2 separate regions of the Homo sapiens genome follow, and region 1 is linked to region 2. A link is a loop called in an ENCODE intact Hi-C map of the cell type or tissue named here. Cell type or tissue: heart left ventricle. All regions are shown on one strand.

Evidence for each region. A loop is a pair of places that touch in the nucleus more often than their neighbours do. Peaks named below come from ENCODE experiments on the same cell type or tissue, not always from the same donor. Only the 100,000 strongest peaks of a DNase experiment are listed, where the experiment ranks them.
Region 1: a loop joins it to region 2, with 3 times the contacts of the local background. A loop is called at or near these places in 39 of 110 quality-filtered maps.

Annotation. Positions count from the first base shown.
Region 1 is chr22:29,242,645-29,247,644 of GRCh38, reverse strand. EMID1 (EMI domain containing 1) reads right to left here. Exons shown (of 15, transcript NM_133455.4): 13 at 4,156-4,200. Among named protein-coding and RNA genes, the nearest start is that of RHBDD3, 23 kb to the left of the region's middle. In heart left ventricle, a CTCF peak has its summit at 1,917 (motif pointing right); a DNase peak (open chromatin) is centred at 1,934.
Region 2 is chr22:29,151,773-29,156,772 of GRCh38, reverse strand. It overlaps a transcript of KREMEN1 not described here. Among named protein-coding and RNA genes, the nearest start is that of EMID1, 52 kb to the left of the region's middle. RefSeq lists an enhancer at 4,129-4,912. In heart left ventricle, CTCF peaks have their summits at 1,934 and 2,144; DNase peaks (open chromatin) are centred at 2,152 and 4,240; H3K4me3 peaks cover 1,235 bases; H3K27ac peaks cover 1,395 bases.

The DNA of each region.
Region 1 (5,000 bases), 91 kb before region 2:
AAACAAACAAAAAAGCTCCAAAAATCTTTTATGGTGTATTTTTGCTGTACCTTTTCTATGTTTAGATACACAAATACTTACGACTGTGTTGCAGTTGCCTGCAATATTTAGCGTAGTAACGTGCTGTTTAGGTTTGTAGCCTGGGAGCAATTGGCTACACCATACAGCTGAGGTGTGTTGTAGGCTATCCCATCTAGGTTTGTGTATGTACACTGTATGATGCTCATGCCACAACAAAATCACCTAATGGCATATTTTCCAGGACATATCCCCATCATTAAGTGACACATGGCTGTACCAATAATTGGTCCATCTACAGGAAGGGCAGAATGACATTCATTGTACCAACTTTTCTGTATATCAAAATGCAAAATAGCTGGGTGCAGTGGTTCACACCTGTAATCCTAGCACTTTGGGAGGCTGAGGCGGGTGGATCACGTGAGGCCTGGAGTTCAAGACCAGCCTGGCCAACATGGCGCAAACCCATCTCTACTAAAAATACAAAAATTAGCCAGGCATGGCTACAGAGTCCCAGCTACTTAGGTGGCTGAGGCACGAGAATTGCTTGAACCCAGGAGGCAGAGGTTGCAGTGAGCTGTGATTGAGCTGTTGCACTCCAGCCTGGGCGATAGAGACTCTGTCTCAATAAAAAAGGAAAAAAACAAAATAAAAATAAACAAAAATATTGGGGAGGCCAGGTGCAGTGGCTCACACTTGTAATCCCAACACCTTGGGAGGCTGAGGTAGGAGGATCACTTGAGGCCAGGAATTTGAGACCAGCCTGGGACACATTGTGAGTTCTTGTCTGTATTTTTTAAAACATAAAATTAAAAAGAAAAATATGGGGAAAAGTGTTTTTAAAATCCACTGTTTGGAACTCCCTCAGACCAGGTGGCCTGATGTTTGCACTGATGACAACCCAGTCTCCTTCAGCCTGGCCTGCCCTCTGCACTCCGGATCTAAGTGTCTGGGCCTGCTGGACAACCCTACTTGGCTGTAACACAGACTCCTCCCGTTGGTCCACAGACAAAACTCAGCCTGCTTGCTTCTCCTGGTTCTCTTTTGCTATTTTAAGTCTCCCTTGACTCCTCACTCCCTTTTGCAGCCAGACCAGCACACAAGTGTCTTTTTGCTCCATCGACGGCTGTCTGTCCTCACTGGCTCCCACCCACTGCCCGGCTCAGTCTCTCACCAGGATGACCACGACAGCCCCCGACCTACTGTCTTTCTGCTTCTCCCATCCATTCGCCATGGCAATCAGAGGGATTCTTTGCAAATAAAAAAAACCTGACCGCATCACTCTGCTGCTTCTAGAGCCTTCAATGCCTCCCCACTGCCCTAGAACAAAGTCCAAATTCCTGAACGTGGCCTCCTACACCCTGAAGGCCTCTTTGGCCTCTGTTCCACTCTCTACCTGTCACAGTGCCACTCCAAGTATTTGCAGCTCCTCAAATATCCGAGGCTCCCTCTTGCCACAGGGCCTTTGCACCTGTTGTACCCTCGCCTCTGCCTGGACACTCCGTGCCTGGTTAATGCACCTTTCAGGCTTCACCTGGCTCCTCCGGGAGGATGCTAAAGTGTAAAGTGTTTATAAAGTTGACAGTCCTGTAGCTGCTGATTATAGGTCTTTTTTCCCTCACCTCACTGTGACCACCCTGAGGGTGGGGACTGTGTCTGAATTGCATCTGTGTAAACAGTGCCCAGCTCCAGGTCTGGTGCCTATGGAGGAGATGCTTGGGGAATGGTAGCTGGTTCTCTGGCCCTAGGAACTTAAAAGTCAGGGCTCCAGTTCCCGCTCTGCCAAGGATTCTCTCTGCCGAGTCGGGCCTCAGTTTCCCTGTCTGAATAAGGGGTGAGAGCTTTGATCCAGGTGGGCAGGCCCAGCACAGTCACTCCAGTTCCTGCAGTGCACTATCATGACCACCAGGTGTCACTGCTGGGCCACAGCCAGAACGCATCTGCAAGCTGCACTAAGGGAGTTGGTTGGTGAAGTGTACATAGGAGCCCTCGGGGACCTTGCCAGCACTGAACCTCATTCCCACCTGTCCCCAACAGAGCTGTTCCCCCAGCCCCCAAAGCTTCATGCAGCCCCCAGCCCAGTGGGTCCCCTCCCAGGCAAGCAGCAAGCAGGGGCAGAAGTGCAGGTAGAAGAGGGGCAGGAAGGTGGGTGGGCAGGGGCCCTGCTACCTCTTGCGGGGAGCCCACAGGTGGTTCTGGGTTCAAGGACTGGTCTAGGGTGGCCAGGGCATCCTGCCGGGGATTCTCATGAAGGGACAGGACTGCCCAATCTCTCCCACCCCTCCTGGACTGGGTGGTAAATGTGTTCCCAGACCAAGGGCCTCTGGGAGAGGCCAGTAATTAGCCTAGGGGAGGCAGAGAGCCAGGCTTGCATGGGTCTATCTGATCCCAGCTCAGCTCATGTCCATACTGGCAGTATTAAGAGACTCTGGAGCTACGGAGGATGGGTATGGGGTAGGAGGAGATTCAGGACAGCAGGGGCCAGGAGAGGCTAACTGGAGAGGTAGCAGGGCACCAGAAGTCATGGGCAGACACAGGGGAAGACTCGTGCAGGGTAGGGGGCTCCCACGGCTGTATCCATCACTGACCCCACAATCAAGAACTAAGAGGGCAAGGCAGGCACTGGGTGCCACCCACATCCTCACTAACTTGTGACTGCCAGGAAGTAGGGTGTCCCAGCCAGACTGCATGTGGAGGGGGAGTCACAATCCCCCCCACCGCCAAAAAGAGCTTCCTAGTTGTCTCTCTCTCCTGAAGGAGTGTCTGCCTCCACTCTGTCCATTTTCCAGATGTCTCCCCTGTCAGTGATGGTTTCCAGATCCCTGTGTCGTGGGGCTTTTGGGTATGGTATGTTTTAGGGTCCTCGTCTTTCCCCCACGTCTCTTGGGTGAGTAGATTTCTAGGTCCTAACCCGAAAATCCCTCCCCTGCAATGATTTTCAATGATTGTGAAGGTTTCTATTTTCTTTTCTTTTCTTTTTTTTTTTTTGAGACAGAGTCTCGTTCCGTCGCCCAGGCTGGAGTGCAGTGGCGCGATCTCTGCTCACTGCAACCTCTGCCTCCTGGGTTCAAGCGATTCCCCTGCCTCAGCCTCCTGAATAGCTAGGACTACAGGTGCGTACCACCATGTCCAGCTAATTTTTGTATTTTTAGCCCAAACCTTTAAGGCTAATTTTGTATTTTTGTATTTTTTTGTATTTTAGAGATGGGGGTTTTGCCATGTTGGCCAGGCTGGTCTCAAACTCCTGACCTCAAGTTATCTACCCGCCTCGGCCTCCAAGAGTGCTGGGATTACAGGTAGGAGCCACGGCATCCCGGACGATTGTGAAGGTTTCTAGGACCCCACATTAATCATGAGATTTTGCGGTGTGTGGTTTCTAGTTCCCCCTTCTTGTCCCCTTCTCATTTACTCTGTCTCCTGTATATGTGAGAGTTTCTAGGCTTCCCTTCTCATCCATCATGGGTCTCCTATGTATGTGATGGTGTCTAGGACCTTGTGTAAACTATAGGTCCTTTAAGTATAGAGGAGTCTAGGTCACCTGGCCTCATTAACCACATCAAACGTGTACATAGCAGTTTCGAGGCGTCTCTTCACAGGCTTCATGAATTTCCGATGTGTATGGTGGTATCTAGTTCCCTGTCCTTTTTACCACGTGGCTCCTATGTACCTCATCATTTCTAGGCCCCTTTCCTAGGTCCTCTATCCCATTCTCCTGTGTAGATATTGTCTTCATTCTTCCCTTTGTTCTGCAGACAAGGGAGCAAGCTAAGCCTTGGCTGGGAGGGGGCTATGGAGGCAGGGGATGCAGTCTGGCCTGGGTCAGCCCAAACCACCCAGGAGGAAAAGGCAGAGCCACCCTGGCCTGGAAAGGCCACAGAGGGAAGGTGGAGACAGGGACAGAGACTGAGACAGAAGGCATGGGGTCTGCTGATAGGGCTGGCCCTGCCCGGTTGGGAGCAACAAGATGGGGGAAGGAGTTGGGGCTGATAATTGCCAAGGCTCCTGCCTGGGAGACCAGGCTGTAGTGGGGATGTGGATGGGATGCTCCCACTCCCAGGGCCTCCTGGGGAGGGAATACTCTCTTGAGCATGTAGGGCTGAGAAGGCAGGGAGAGGCCAGTGCCAGGCCAGAGCTTACCCAGTGGCTCTTCTCACCAGGGTCTCCCTTAGGGCCAGGTTCCCCCTGCAAGGAGAGACAGAGATAGCAGCAGTGAGGAAGGCAAGGAGACAGAAAGGGACGGGAAAAAAAGAGGGAGGAAAAAGAGCGGGGAAAGGGAGAGAAACTTAGAGAAACAGAAAGTAGCTTGTATTGGATACAAAGCAAAAACCAACTGATTGAAGGCAACGGAAAGTAATAAAAAGCAGACAGACACTGGAGAATATTCAACCCTTAAAAGAAGGGAATGGCATTGGGTAAAATCCATGTATTTACAGCTTTTCCTCAGAGGGTGCACCTCAGCCCCATCAGCCTGGCAAAACAAGAGCTCAAGCAGAAAGTTTCAGTTTTATTGGCCTCAGGAATCAGAGGTTGAGGTTGCCAGAGAAGCAAGAAATTGATGAGAAATACTGGGAAGCAGGGAGCTACAAGTGGGGGAACTAAATCTGCATAAATGTTCCTTTCTGACGCTTGGATGGTCCCTGGATTGACCAATCACAGGGCAATACTCCAAGGAGCCCAGAGGGGGAGAACCAACAGATTGGTAGAACTGACTAAAGATGTCAAAAATTGCCCACCATATAGGAGACAGAGTTTAGAGTTCCAGTCCAACCAAGTTAGAGGTGCTTGTGAACACCTAAAGCTTTCTAATGAAACTCTAGAACAGCCATGACTTAGGAAGAAAGACCCTATCTCAGGATTAAGGGATTTTTCCTAGGACTAAGAGCAAAACCAGAGATTCTCTCTGATAAAACCTACAACTAAGTCTCTAAAAGAGCAAGATGACCCATCAATAATTTAACTGTTCTAGAATAAAACTCAATACT
Region 2 (5,000 bases):
ACCGAGTGCCTGCCCCTCAGCAGCCTTGCTCCTCCCAGCTCTGCGTGCAGGCCCTGGGGCTCCCCCGAGTGGTTTGATGAATGCTAGGGCTGCTCACAGCCCTTCATCTGGAATGGGATGCAGCAGTGTGGGGGCCTTCTTAGGGGTGGGTTCCTAGTACCTCATTTAGAGTTTTGAAGAGGCAGCCAGCGTCCTGTGCGGAGAGCATTCCTGTGCGGAGAGCATTCCAAGGCCTGGAAGGCCCACCAATCACCAAGTTCTAGCACAGGCCCAATCAATCACTCCCACAACCTGCTGCAGACTGGCTGGTGGAAGATCAGACGCCCTGGTTGCTGAGGGTTAATTACCAACTTGGCACCCATTGTCTCAGGGAGAAATTGCAAGAGTCTTTCTCTTTTTGTCTCTTTCCAAAGGCATAAACATCTGTACTGCAAGTGGCCCAGGGGGCCTGGAGATGTTTATTTTGTAGTTAACAAAGAGAAGGACATTTTGGCTTGGGAGCTGAGCATTCTGCTGGCCCAAAGCTTCTGGGAGACTCCCTGCACTGGGAGGTGTCTCCAGGAGTGGCTCAGGGTGGGGCAGGGCAGTGGCATGGGTGATGCTGGACAGCAGAATAGATGTCTAGTCCAGGGCATTGGCCAGGCCCCCTTCCTGGGGGCAAGCAGGGGAAGCAGTGTTCCTCAGTGCTCCTAGTGCGTGCTGGAAACACATGCACCAGCCTTTTAACAGTGCTTCCACTGAGCAGTGTGACAGTGAGAGAGACTTATGTTGTTCTTTTTGTTTTGTGTGCTTTCCAAATTTTTTTTTTTTTTTGAGATGGAGTTTCACTCTTGTTGCCCAGGCTGGAATGCAGTGGCACCGTCTCAGTTCACTGCAACCTCTGCTTCCTGGGTTCAAGTGATTCTCCTGCCTCAGCCTCCTGAGTAGCTGGGATTACAGGCACGCGCCACCACACCCAGCTAATTTTTGTATTTTTAGTAGAGACGGGGTTTCGCCATGTTGACCAGGCTGATCTCAAACCTCTGACCTCAGGTGATCCTCCTGCCTTGGCCTCTCAAAGTGCTGGAATTACAGGTGTGAGCCACCGGGCCCAGCCTCCAAATTTTAAAATAATCCACCTGCACTTTATTTTCAAACTTGCACATGTAATGCATGAATGTAAGAGATTCAAGCCACATATAAATATATCAAATAAAATGTGAAAATGTAAGTGTCCTCACCTTCTCTTTTCCTTTTTGGAGACAGGGTTTCACTCTGTTGCCCAGGCTGGAGTGCAATGGCGTGATCACGGCTCACTGCAGCCTAGACCTCCCAGGCTCAAGTGATTCTCCCACTTCAGCCTCCTGAGTAGCTAGGACTACAGGCACACACCACCATGCTTGGCTAATTTTTATATTTTTTGTAGACACCGGGTTTTGCCATGTTGCCCAGGCTGGTCTCGAACTCCTGGGCTCAAGAGATCCACTTACCTTGGCCTCCCAAAGTGCTGGGATTACAGGCGTAAGCAACTGCCCCTGGCCTCCTCCTGTCTTCTTCCTTTCCTTTTCCAAAGGTGACCACAATAAGAGTTAGGCACAGAACTTGCAGGACTTTGCTGGTGCCTTTGTATACACATACATATATTTCCCTCCCTCTTTTTAAAATTTGGCCAAAAAAAAAAAATTACACTTATGCTTTGTTCTTTGACTTTTTTCACGTAAGATATTCTGATACAGTGTGTGTAGAAGCACTACATTAATTTGTTCTTTTTTTTTCATTGCCTTTGGAGATTATACACCACATTAATTTCAATGGTGACATAGGATTTCATAGTATGGAGGTAGAATAATTCATCTGATCACTTATCTGATAGAATGAGTTCTTTAGAGGGCTTGGTGAGAGTGAGACCTGGGCTAATGTCCAGGTTTAGAGTCAGGACACCTGTGACATTATTTTTTTCTTTTTTCTTTTCTCTCGCAATTTTGCCCAGGCTGATTCTGAACTCCTGGGCTCAAGGCATCCTTCCTCTCAGCCTCCAGAGTAGCTGGGATTACAGGCACGCATCACCGCGCTGGGCAAAAAATCCGTGTAACTGTAATGGAAGGGCTTGAGAGCAGTTGCGGTTCAGGGCTGGCCTTCTTCCGCAGATCTGCAGTCTTACCACGGGGCGGCGCTGGTGAGCAAGCCTGCGCTGGGACGGCTCCTGCAGGAAAGGCGAGGGCGGCAGGAGGCGGCGGCTGGGGGCTCTGCCGCAGCGGGAGCTGGGCGGGCGGGCAGCTCCTTACCTCTGCCAGCTGGGCCAGGGGCCTTAGCCTATTTGTCCACCTGCAGCATTGGGGGAACTATGAGGACATTCAAATTCTGCATTTGTTCCCTTACCTGAAGCAACAGATAAGGAAATCCACTGCAGGCAGGGAGTCGGCAGAAAAGGGTATTTTCACCCAACAGCTAGGTCCCTAAGAAAGTAAAGGTCAATAGATACCTTTATTAAATGGGGTCACATATTGAAGGTCCTGGGGGAAACCAGCTACTTGAAGGAACCAAGTCAGGAATTATTCTCTAAGGAGGGAACTGCCCCTACTTTGTGCATTGTAAACTTGGAGTTTGATAAATAGGGTTCTCAATCTGAAAGGCAGGGCAAATCTGAGGTGCCCCCTGCTCCTGGTGGTCCCCTGAGTTTACTGATAAAAATTGTTAAAATGTATTGAGGACTCACAGGCCAGTCACTGAGCTAAATATTGTACCTTTCTTATTTCATTTAATCTTCACAACAACCCTATGAGAAACTACTGCTGTATCTCTTTTCTTTCTTTTTTTTTTTTTTGAGAGGAAGTCTTGCCGTTACCCAGGCTGGAGTGCAGTGACTAGATCTCGGCTCACTGCAACCTCCGCCTCCCAGGTTCAAGCGATTCTCCTGCCTCAGCCTCCCGGAGTAGCTAGGGAGTAGCACGCCAGGCTGATTTTTTTGTATCTTTAGTAGAGACGGGGTTTCAACATGTTGGCCAGGCTGGTCTCAAATTCCTGACCTCAGGTGATCCGCCCGCCTCGGCCTCCCAAAGTGCTGGGATTATAGGCATGAGCCACCATGCCCAGCCTGTACCTATTTTCTAGATGAATAAATGGAGGTTATAAAGGAGCCAGGCATGGTGGCTGGTGCCTGTAATCTCAGCACTTCGGGAGGCCAAGACGAGAGGATCACTTGAGCCCAGGAGTTCAAGACTAACCTGGGCAACATAGTGAGACGCTGTCTCTACAATAATTAAAAAAAAAAGAAAAAATCAGCTGGACGTAGCAGCCCACGCCTGTGGTCCCAGCTACTCAGGAAGCTGAGATGGAAGGATTGTTCAAACCCAGGAGAGTGAGGCTGCAATGAGCTATGATTGTGCTGTCAGAGGCAATGGAAACAGAGCGACTCCATCTTGAATAGGGGCTGAATAAAATGAGGCTGAGACCAGCTGGGCTGCATTCTAAGGAGGCTGGGCATTCTTAGTCACAGGATGAGATAGGAGGTCGGCAGGACTGGCTTCACAAGATACAGGTCACAAAGACCCCGCTGATAAAATGAGATGCAGTGAAGAAGCCGGACAAAACCCGCCAAAACCAACATGGCTGGTTGTCCTCACTGGTCATTATATGCTAATTATAATTCATTAGCATGTGAAAAGACACTCCCACCAGGGCCATGACAGTTTATGAATGCCATGGCAATATCTGGAAGTTACCCTATATGGTCTAAAAAGGGAAGGAACCCTCAGTTCCGGGAACTCCCCACCCCTTTCCCAGAAAACTCATGAATAATCCATCCCTTGTTTAGTATATCATCAAGAAATAACCGTAAGTCTACTCAGTCAAGCAGCCCATGCCGCTGCTCTCCCTATGGAGTAGCCCTCCTTTATTCCTTTACTTTCTTAATAGACTTGCTTTCACTTTACTGTCAGCTCACTCTTGAGTTCCTTCCTGCTTCAAGCCAGGAACCCATGGGGCACCCCCAGGCTGAATCCCAGTTTTGGAGTTTACCCTGTGACGGTGCCACTGCTCTCCAGCCTGGGCGACAGAGTGAGACCCTGTCTTTAGAGAGAGGAAAAAAAGGAAAGGTTGTGCTTGGCAGGCAGTGTGCCAGAGCCCCAAGAGTCAGCAGGAGGGGTTGGGGGGAGAGTGGAGGGGTGCAAGGGGCGGGGAGGAGCTGGAGAAAGTTGAGCAGATTCTGTCTCCCGCTAGGGCAGATCCCAGCCCAGTAAGTCAGCGCACAGAAGGGCAGGCCTCGCCCGTCTCACAGGACTGAGAAGAAAGGCGAGTTTCTAAGAGACTGGAGGACTCCCTACATGGGAAAGGGAAGTGATTTTAGCCTGTTTGGCTGGGAGTTCGGCTGATGGTTCCAACTCATGGGTATTAGCAGAGGGGAACAAGGAATTGCTGAGGGTGGCAAATTGGTTATAATTAAGAGAACCTGGGAGACGCAAAACAATGTGAAGGCCACCAGCTGTCCTGGATCTGGAGACTCTGTCCTTGGAGCCGCTTGTAGGGGGTTAGAGGGATGGCTCAGGAAACCAGCCGCCCTCCCCTGCAGTGCAGACCATTCAGCAAAGACTGCAGGAGGATGGAGCCTCTCTGCCTGATATTCCCAGGGCCCAGGGGACTGCCCTTGCTCCTGGGTCTTCCTTCCTGCTTCACTGTCACCTTTTCTTCCTCCACAATTTAAATGTACCCATCTTGTCTCTTAGGAAAGCAAACAGGCTTGGGAGTGGGCTCAAATCCTGACTCCTGTGCTTTTTTTTTTTTTTTTTAAGACAGAGTCTTGCTCTGTCTCCCAGGCTGGAGTGCAATGGCACAATCTCGGCTCACGGCAACCTCCACCTCCCCGGTTCAAGCAATTCTCCTGCCTCAGACTCCTGAGTAGCTGGGATTACAGGCATGTGCTACCACACCTGGCTAATTTTTATATTTTTAGTAGAGACAGGGTTTCACCATGTTGGCCAGGCTAGTCTCAAACTCCTGACCTCAAGTGATCCACCCACCTCAGC